Linked DNA regions of Homo sapiens: all the other regions are linked to region 1. A link is an interaction called in ENCODE POLR2A ChIA-PET data of the cell type or tissue named here. Cell type or tissue: CD4-positive, alpha-beta T cell. All regions are shown on one strand.

Evidence for each region. Peaks named below come from ENCODE experiments on the same cell type or tissue, not always from the same donor. Only the 100,000 strongest peaks of a DNase experiment are listed, where the experiment ranks them.
Region 2: POLR2A ChIA-PET joins it to region 1 with 12 read pairs; 5 of 35 experiments call an interaction of 5 or more read pairs at or near these places.
Region 3: POLR2A ChIA-PET joins it to region 1 with 10 read pairs; 4 of 35 experiments call an interaction of 5 or more read pairs at or near these places.

Annotation. Positions count from the first base shown.
Region 1 is chr21:14,674,931-14,677,430 of GRCh38, reverse strand. It overlaps LOC105372738 (a long non-coding RNA gene), which reads left to right. Exons shown (of 2, transcript XR_937589.2): 2 at 351-746. Among named protein-coding and RNA genes, the nearest start is that of SAMSN1-AS1, 94 kb to the right of the region's middle. In CD4-positive, alpha-beta T cell, no CTCF peak of the experiment used is centred here; DNase peaks (open chromatin) are centred at 1,060 and 1,470; H3K4me3 peaks cover 897 bases; H3K27ac peaks cover 2,232 bases.
Region 2 is chr21:14,541,067-14,543,566 of GRCh38, reverse strand. The region is part of intron 1 of SAMSN1 (SAM domain, SH3 domain and nuclear localization signals 1); the gene reads left to right. Among named protein-coding and RNA genes, the nearest start is that of SAMSN1, 4.0 kb to the left of the region's middle. RefSeq lists an enhancer at 1,158-1,207. In CD4-positive, alpha-beta T cell, no CTCF peak of the experiment used is centred here; a DNase peak (open chromatin) is centred at 1,446; H3K4me3 peaks cover 1,921 bases; H3K27ac peaks cover 1,882 bases.
Region 3 is chr21:14,549,397-14,551,896 of GRCh38, reverse strand. It overlaps a transcript of SAMSN1 not described here. Among named protein-coding and RNA genes, the nearest start is that of SAMSN1, 4.3 kb to the right of the region's middle. In CD4-positive, alpha-beta T cell, no CTCF peak of the experiment used is centred here; a DNase peak (open chromatin) is centred at 1,496; H3K27ac peaks cover 528 bases.

The DNA of each region.
Region 1 (2,500 bases):
ACATGGCTTTCAGGGGAAGGAAAAAGAGAATGATGGTTAATGGAGGAAGGTTTAAGGTCAGAGATGGTGTTTTTTAAAGACAGGAATGGCTTGAGCTGATGTGTAGATGGCAGTGATATAACAGGTAGAGGCAAAGAGGCTGAAAATTCATCAACTGATAGTATAAGGTCTTTGTTCTGAAAGAGATAGCAGGAGGGAATGAGATCATAAGCAGAGCAAGTAGTTTAACCTCACATTGTCAAGTGTTGCTGACATACCAGACCCATGAAGGGATAAAGGAAGTCAGGAAGCTGATTTAAGAGGGATGTGATATTTGTAATCTCTTACTATGGGTTTTTTTTTTTATACAGGCATTCCTGTAAACTTATATTCATGAAGAAAGTCAGAGTACTTGTTGCAGATGCAATGCTAGGTCTTCAGCCATGTGCTATAGAAACAGAAGGTGACAAATATAACCAAGGATTGGGAGGAGAAAAAGAAGAAAGCCAATTTGGGAAATGAGACTGTAAAGTTTATAATGCTACTGATTTTCAAACATTTTCAGAAGCAATGGAAAGAAGAATGCGAAGAAAATGAGTTTATTTTCCAAAATGCTTTTTTTGTTATTGTTTTGCAATTTCCCTTTGTTAACATCATATAGGTTATGGGGGTTTCTGTTTTGAAAAAAATAAATACTGCACCGTGTGTGGATTGCTACTCAGCACTCAGCAATAAACAAGTCAATGAATGCTCTAGGTTTTAATGAATTCGGTTTTACTTCTTTACATCTACTTATTAGCTTCTCTACCTAAGATGTGTACACGAATCACTCTAACATCCAGGCTTCCCTGCAAATTAAAAACAACAACACAACACAGAAAACAAAAACCACCCAGAGCTCTCAAAATTAATCCTAAATATAGTTTTGCCTGGCCCCTGTGCAACGTACAGGCTTAGCATGTTTCAGTTTTTCAGGTCTTCTTTTTGGCGTCTAATTTCCTGAAGTTGAAGAGACAGCTGTCTGGGGGCCTGAGACTTAAGATGATGAACATGCAGATATCAAGGAAATGGTTTCCTTACAGCAACAGCTCCTTTTAGATCTGAGCATTTCCTCATTCTCACCTGACTGTAGAACATTACAAGTTTCCATTTGTGCTGAATTCAGATACATTCTTTCTTATTGGTGGAGGCAGTTAGGGTTAACTTCTTTTAGCCTGCTTTATGCAAGGCAAAATTTAATCAAAGTGATCTCCAGATTCCAGTAATATGACATTTCAACTGTGTATCCTGAAGAAAAACAGTGCATACAGATGTTTGCAAATGAAACCAGAGGAAAATACTAAATCTTTATTTTTTTCCTTAGCATTTAAAGAAAGCTTGTTTTTATTTCTGGACAATAACAATTTCTATGTTAGCCACTGTTTCCTCGTCAGTCTGAGAGAAGTAAAGCATTTTGTCTTCTCTGGCAGTTGGGGTTTCTAACGAGAGTCTGCTTATCCGCATATGAAAACAGGAAGTGCTGTTGGCTGGTGACTGACTTCCTTCACTTACTACCTGCTTGTCTAAAGTTTGGGCTTCATAAAATTGGTTCAATCTTCATGGTCCAAGTAAAATAGAAAATGAAGCAATTAACCATTTAATTTAAACGATATTAACAGTCTGAGTAATTCTAATATCGATCACTTTCACACCCTGAATTACTGATGAAGAAAAATCTATAAAGTGGAATATGGGTTATGATCCAGTGCCAAGCTGGGCCATTTAGGACATGAAGTGGACAATTTGGTTTAGTGTTGGCAAACAGCTAAACAAGCCATCTTCAATCATTTGCGACTTGCAATAGTAACTTAATGTTGTTTGATTTTATTTCATCTTCCTATTTCACTTTTTATGTTCTATATGGCATTTTTGCTTTTTAATAAGTAACTTTACACGTACTGAAGCAACTACATGTCACTTTGTTTATATATATATGTATTTTTTGAGATACAGAAAAGTCCTCTAATTTGCCTGTAAGGCAGTTTTGAAAGTTGTTGCTTTAGGAACAGAGGAGTGTAAGGAATCCTACAGAGAAAGTCCTAAGTCATATCTTGGAGATAAAGAAACTGAGGCCAAGAGAAATGAACTGCCTGAAATCAAACCACTGGTTACTGGTAGTTGCAGGCTGACAACAAAATGACTGCAATTGTTCTTGGTGTCTGTGTTTACATCCATTGCAATGTGACTTTGAATCTGACCATGCACTGTGACTTTCTTTGACTGATTGATAGAATTTGGAGAAAATAAGGATGCCAGCTCAGCAGCATAATTATAATATAACTAATGCATAATTTATTTAATTTACCTTTTCTTAAATTCCCAGAATATTTTATAAAACTAGCAGTTCTCATAGGGATTTTTCTTTTCACAATTTTGGCTTCCAGCTATCTGGCAAATTTTCAAAAATTTGTTTTCTTTGCTTGTATATTGTATAATTTCTTCGTATCTTCTACCTCATAAATCCTCCTAAAATGTTCTTTCC
Region 2 (2,500 bases), 130 kb after region 1:
TTATTAGTATTTTCAAATAGGTCTTACAGTTATGAGAAGGTTCAAAACATTCATTTATATAATATGTAGCAATAGATTTTCAGTCCTATATCAAAAATAATTCATTATTTTCTTATATTCCTAAAACTTATCGATAAACATGTTCATGAATTTAAAAAGAGTAAGTCCAAATACATGTTAAAATACAGTTTTACCATGTGTAGTGTTATCATTAGTGTACCCTCTTTTTCATCCTTTATTTCTCTCTTTCTCTATTTTTAGTATAGGTTCTCTCCTTTGAATAGCTCAAAATTAAGAGTAGCATTCAAATTTATTGTAAGACACTTACAGTATAGGCTGAGAGGCAGAGACCAGAGATATTCTATAACAGAAACTGGTAAATTCTTGCAGAATTATTACAAAAGAAACCCATTGCATGTACTGGAATGTTAATAACTTCTAAGGGCTTTAATGTGTGTCTCAGAACTCTCTACTGTATACAGATAAATTCCAAATTAGAAAAGAAATAGGAGAATAATAGTTAAGTATTCTGTACTTAGGTTAGTTAAAAATAGGCTTGCTTAACATACATGCAAGGTACTGTTATCTTTATTCTTGAATTTTGCCTTTACCTTGGAAACAGAGTCTTGCTCTGTCACCCAGGCTGGAGTTGATGTGGTGCAATCACATAACCCTAACCCTAACCCTAACCTCCTGGGTGGACTCAAGCTACCTCCCATCTCAGCCTCCTGAGTAGCTGGGACCACAGGCACCATGCCACCAGCCCAGCTAATTTTTAATTTTTTATAGAGATGAGGTCTCCTTATGTTGCTCAGGCTGGTCTCAAACTCCTATGTTCAAGTGATCTTCCCATCTCAAACCACCTCAGCCTTCCAAAGTGCTGGGATTACAGGCATGAGCAACCACAACTGGCTGTTTTACCTCTTACTACTAGTGTCCATTACTGATAGTGATTTTAAAAACTTTTAAGCATATACAATATTCAGATTTGATGAGATGTTATTGCATTACACTCTATAAATGCTTAAATTATAGAACATAACAATTTTCCTTGTCTGTTTTTCCAACTAAAATATTTTATTTTTCTATATTTATCATTGGTTTATTTTCATGTCAGTTGCTGTGCTTACAGCTTTTTGTACACTAATTTATTTAATATTTGTAACAACTGTGAGAGAATGACTCTTATTTAGCCTCATATGTAGAGCCTAAGGCATAAGGAAGGTCAATTACCTTGAAGAAGACACAGAGTTAGATGAAAAATGAAACTGACATGAAATATGTTAATTTCCAATACTTCTGTTCTTAATATACTGCCTTTATAAGCAACAGGACTGTAGATATTATTTCTGTTTCCACCTGAATTGCCAGCTAAAGTTTATGGAGATCAGGGAAACCATGTCTGTAAGAGCGTCTGTAAGTTTAGAAATCGTCATTCCTGTCTCTGACTATGCAGGAAGTTCATCAAAGAAATCTCTCTAGGCGTCCACACACATGTCAACACCTACAATTGTAAAAAAACTTTCTTTCTTTTCCGTTCGTTCCTTCTTTCTCCTTCCTTCCTTCCTTTTTTTTTTTTCAGGGTCTCATTCTGTTACCCAGGCTTGAGTGCAGGCACAATCACCACTCACTGCAGCGTCAGCATGCCTGAGCTTATGTGACTCTCCTGCCTCAGCCTCCCGAGTCGCTGGAATCACAGTCCTGCACCACCATGCTCAGCTAGTATTTATATGTTTTGTAGACATGGGGGTTTTGCTAGATTGTCCAGGCTAACAACTTTCTTAATATTCAAATATTTTAAAAAATGACCTAATATTGAAGTAAGCACCACATATCCTCCCTCTGCAGCTAGCATAATACTTTCAACGTAGTAGACTCTCAATAAATATTTGTAAAGTGAATGAAGTTTCTTCAGTCTACTCTAGGGGTGTCTAATCTTTTGGCCTTCCTGGGCCACACTGGAAGAAGAAGAATTTTCTTGGACCACATATAAAATACATTAACACGAAGTATAATTTATGAGCTAAAAACAAACAAACAAACAAAAAAAACCACAAAAAATCACAAACAAATCTCATAATATTTTAAGAAAGTTTATGAATTTGTGTGGGGCCACATGCAAAGCCGTCAAGGCCACATTCAAAGCCATCATGGGCTACAGGGTAATACACCCTTGGTCTACTACATACAGCCTGGTTCAAGTATGGATACTCACTCAAGCTATGTACTTTTTTTTTTTTTTTACAGGATTTTGTTTGTTTTATCTGTCTTTGTTTCTTTGTTTATTTTTCCATTATTATACTTTAAGTTCTAGGGTACATGTGCAGGTTTGTTACATATGTATACATGTGCCATGTTGGTGAGCTGCAACCATTAACTCGTCATTTACATTAGGTATTTCTCTTAATGCTATCCCTCCCCCCTCCCCCAACCCCACAACAGGCCCTGGTGTGTGATGTTCCCTGCCCTGTGTCCAGATGTTCCCATTGTTCAATTCCCA
Region 3 (2,500 bases), 130 kb after region 1:
TATGAGCTGAGGCTTTGGATTGAATCCTGACTCCACCACTTCCTAGCTGTGCAAACTAGACACGTTACCAAACCCCACCAGGAAGCTGAGAATGATAATATTAGTACCAGCTCATGAAGATTTTTGTGAAGATTATATTGAAAATATTTATAAAGCACACAGCATAATTTCTGTTATGTAATAAACACTCAAGATGACAGTCATTATTATTAATATTATTAACTTGTAGAATAATATTACTTCATGAAAATTACAACTTTTAATCATAAATGGATTAAATTTTATCATTATTTGTTATGCCAACCACAATATGGCCCTTATATGACTTTAAAACCACTTAGAAAGGAAATACTTATAATTTATTGAAGTAATCTGAGTAATTTGCATTTATTTTGAATCTTAAACTTTATCAGCCTCCCTAATTTTTCCAGTCACTTTGAACTGATACTACTCATTCTTGGTACCCAGTCTTCTCTTACATTCAAACATCTTGTAAGGCATAGATGTAATTTATGAAGTTCTTTGTCTCTTCAAGGCAGTTTTATCCTGTATGATTCTTTAGGTTCACCATTCATCTTAGGCCATTGGTCCCTTCTATTTATCCCAATGATCTGTTTCTTCTATAACTGAGATAACAAGATAATGTGTTACATTATCTCTTTGGAAATTTAAAATAAGCAGTAATTTTGCCAGGCCAGGCTCTCTAAGAGGCTTCCCAAGATATCCAGAGTATGACTAGCAACTCTAACCACTCAGAAACATAGTATTTTGAGCACATCAAGGGTAGATCCTTTTCTGTCAATACATTCTAGTTAACCACTTTGGCAGTATTTAAATTTGTAATGAGAAATAGCAATCTCAGATTCCAGGTACTTGATGTCCATATGAATGCTGCCTTTGTCTCCTATAGACATATCTACCCAAGGAGCCAAATCATCATTTATGCATAGAGCTTAAAATAAAAACAAAGGAAAATAGTTAAACACATATTTTGTTTACTGAAATCCAGCTAAAATTTGCATGATATGTTCATCTCCATGCAATAGATTATCTTGTCTGGAGAATTAAGATACTCAAAGCTCACTAAGCTCTCTTTTCCTTTAACTCAGCAACTTGAAAGGAACCTTCCAGTATTTGTCTGTGTTACTGTCTTTTTTCTATTTGAGGTAAAATGAATTTAGATTCTCCCTAACCTTCCTAATTATTTAGAAGTTGTTTGGGCATCACCTCATCCTTGTTAGTTGAATGTATGGGAACTCAGGCAATGAAACTCAGGCAGGGTCTTATAAGGAGAAGTCAACAGGTGGAATATTAATTTATCATGTAGACTTCAGGTCCGTTTTTAGAAGAAATTAATCCTGGTGATAGATATGCTTGATTTCACGTCTTGTTGGAAATGGCAAACCTCAGTAGCTCCCATCTTCTTGCCACTTCCTGTTAATAGAATCAGAATTTTATCTTCCCCTAATCTCCCCAAAACATGAGCTTGTCACTTCCTGGAGCAGGTCACCAGGAGAAGCAGAAAAGTCACTGCACAGCTTTTCAATTAGTAACACATTAGAAGGGATTTCAAGAGCTGGGTAGGGCTGGGTCCCTTAGAGAAAGGAATTAGTAAACAGGAACTCCAGACATAGAATGGGTAAGTGACTTTAGAGAGTTAGGAAATATAGGAGATTCACAAGGAAGAAACGGTCCCCCCACTTCCTTAACTCCTCCCATAGGCCAGGGGGAATATCCATCCCGTCATTTCTCTTAAACTCCCAAATCCAAACAAGGAGGTGTTGAGATGTTTAATCCACCTATGGTAAGAATAAGCTAGATAACTAGAGGAGGGTACAACACCAAGGCCCCTCTATATAGCTTGGCACCAACATCTGAATTATTAAATACAGAATTGCAGAGAACGTCATCAGATGGCAATGTGTACTTATTTCAGGAAACACTGAGAAAGAAAGAGTTTTTTTTTTTGATATTGTAGGATCTCCACTTCCGTGAAACCCCAAACAGGTAGGAACACAATATCCCCACTCAACTTCTTTGAATAAAATTCTCTTCCCTGTACTATAGAAAGAAGTCTACTCTGAGGGGGCCAAAAAGAAGAGAGGAATTATCAAGGTTAAGTTACTTTTATGATTGACTCCTTTTCTTAATCATAGATGAGTAAATTCTGCAGGTTTGAATGGAATACAGTTCTTTTTTCTATAAAATGATTATTCTTACATTAAATCTTAATTTCAGAGTTGGGTTCTGTGATGACAACCTTATTTTGCTTATTTTCAAATTCTTGAAATTGGTCTCTCTGTTTTCCTCCTGTAACAAAACACTTGAGGTATAGTCAGGAGTATTTTTGGTTAGAGTTAATAAAATATCCCTTGGTCATGGTTGACCCAGCAATACACAGAGGCATGCATAAGATTGTGCCCAACCAACTCTTCATGTTAGAGAAGTTTTAACTATTAGAGCAATGCAGAGAATCTACTTTCATTCTAAAAGATTTGAT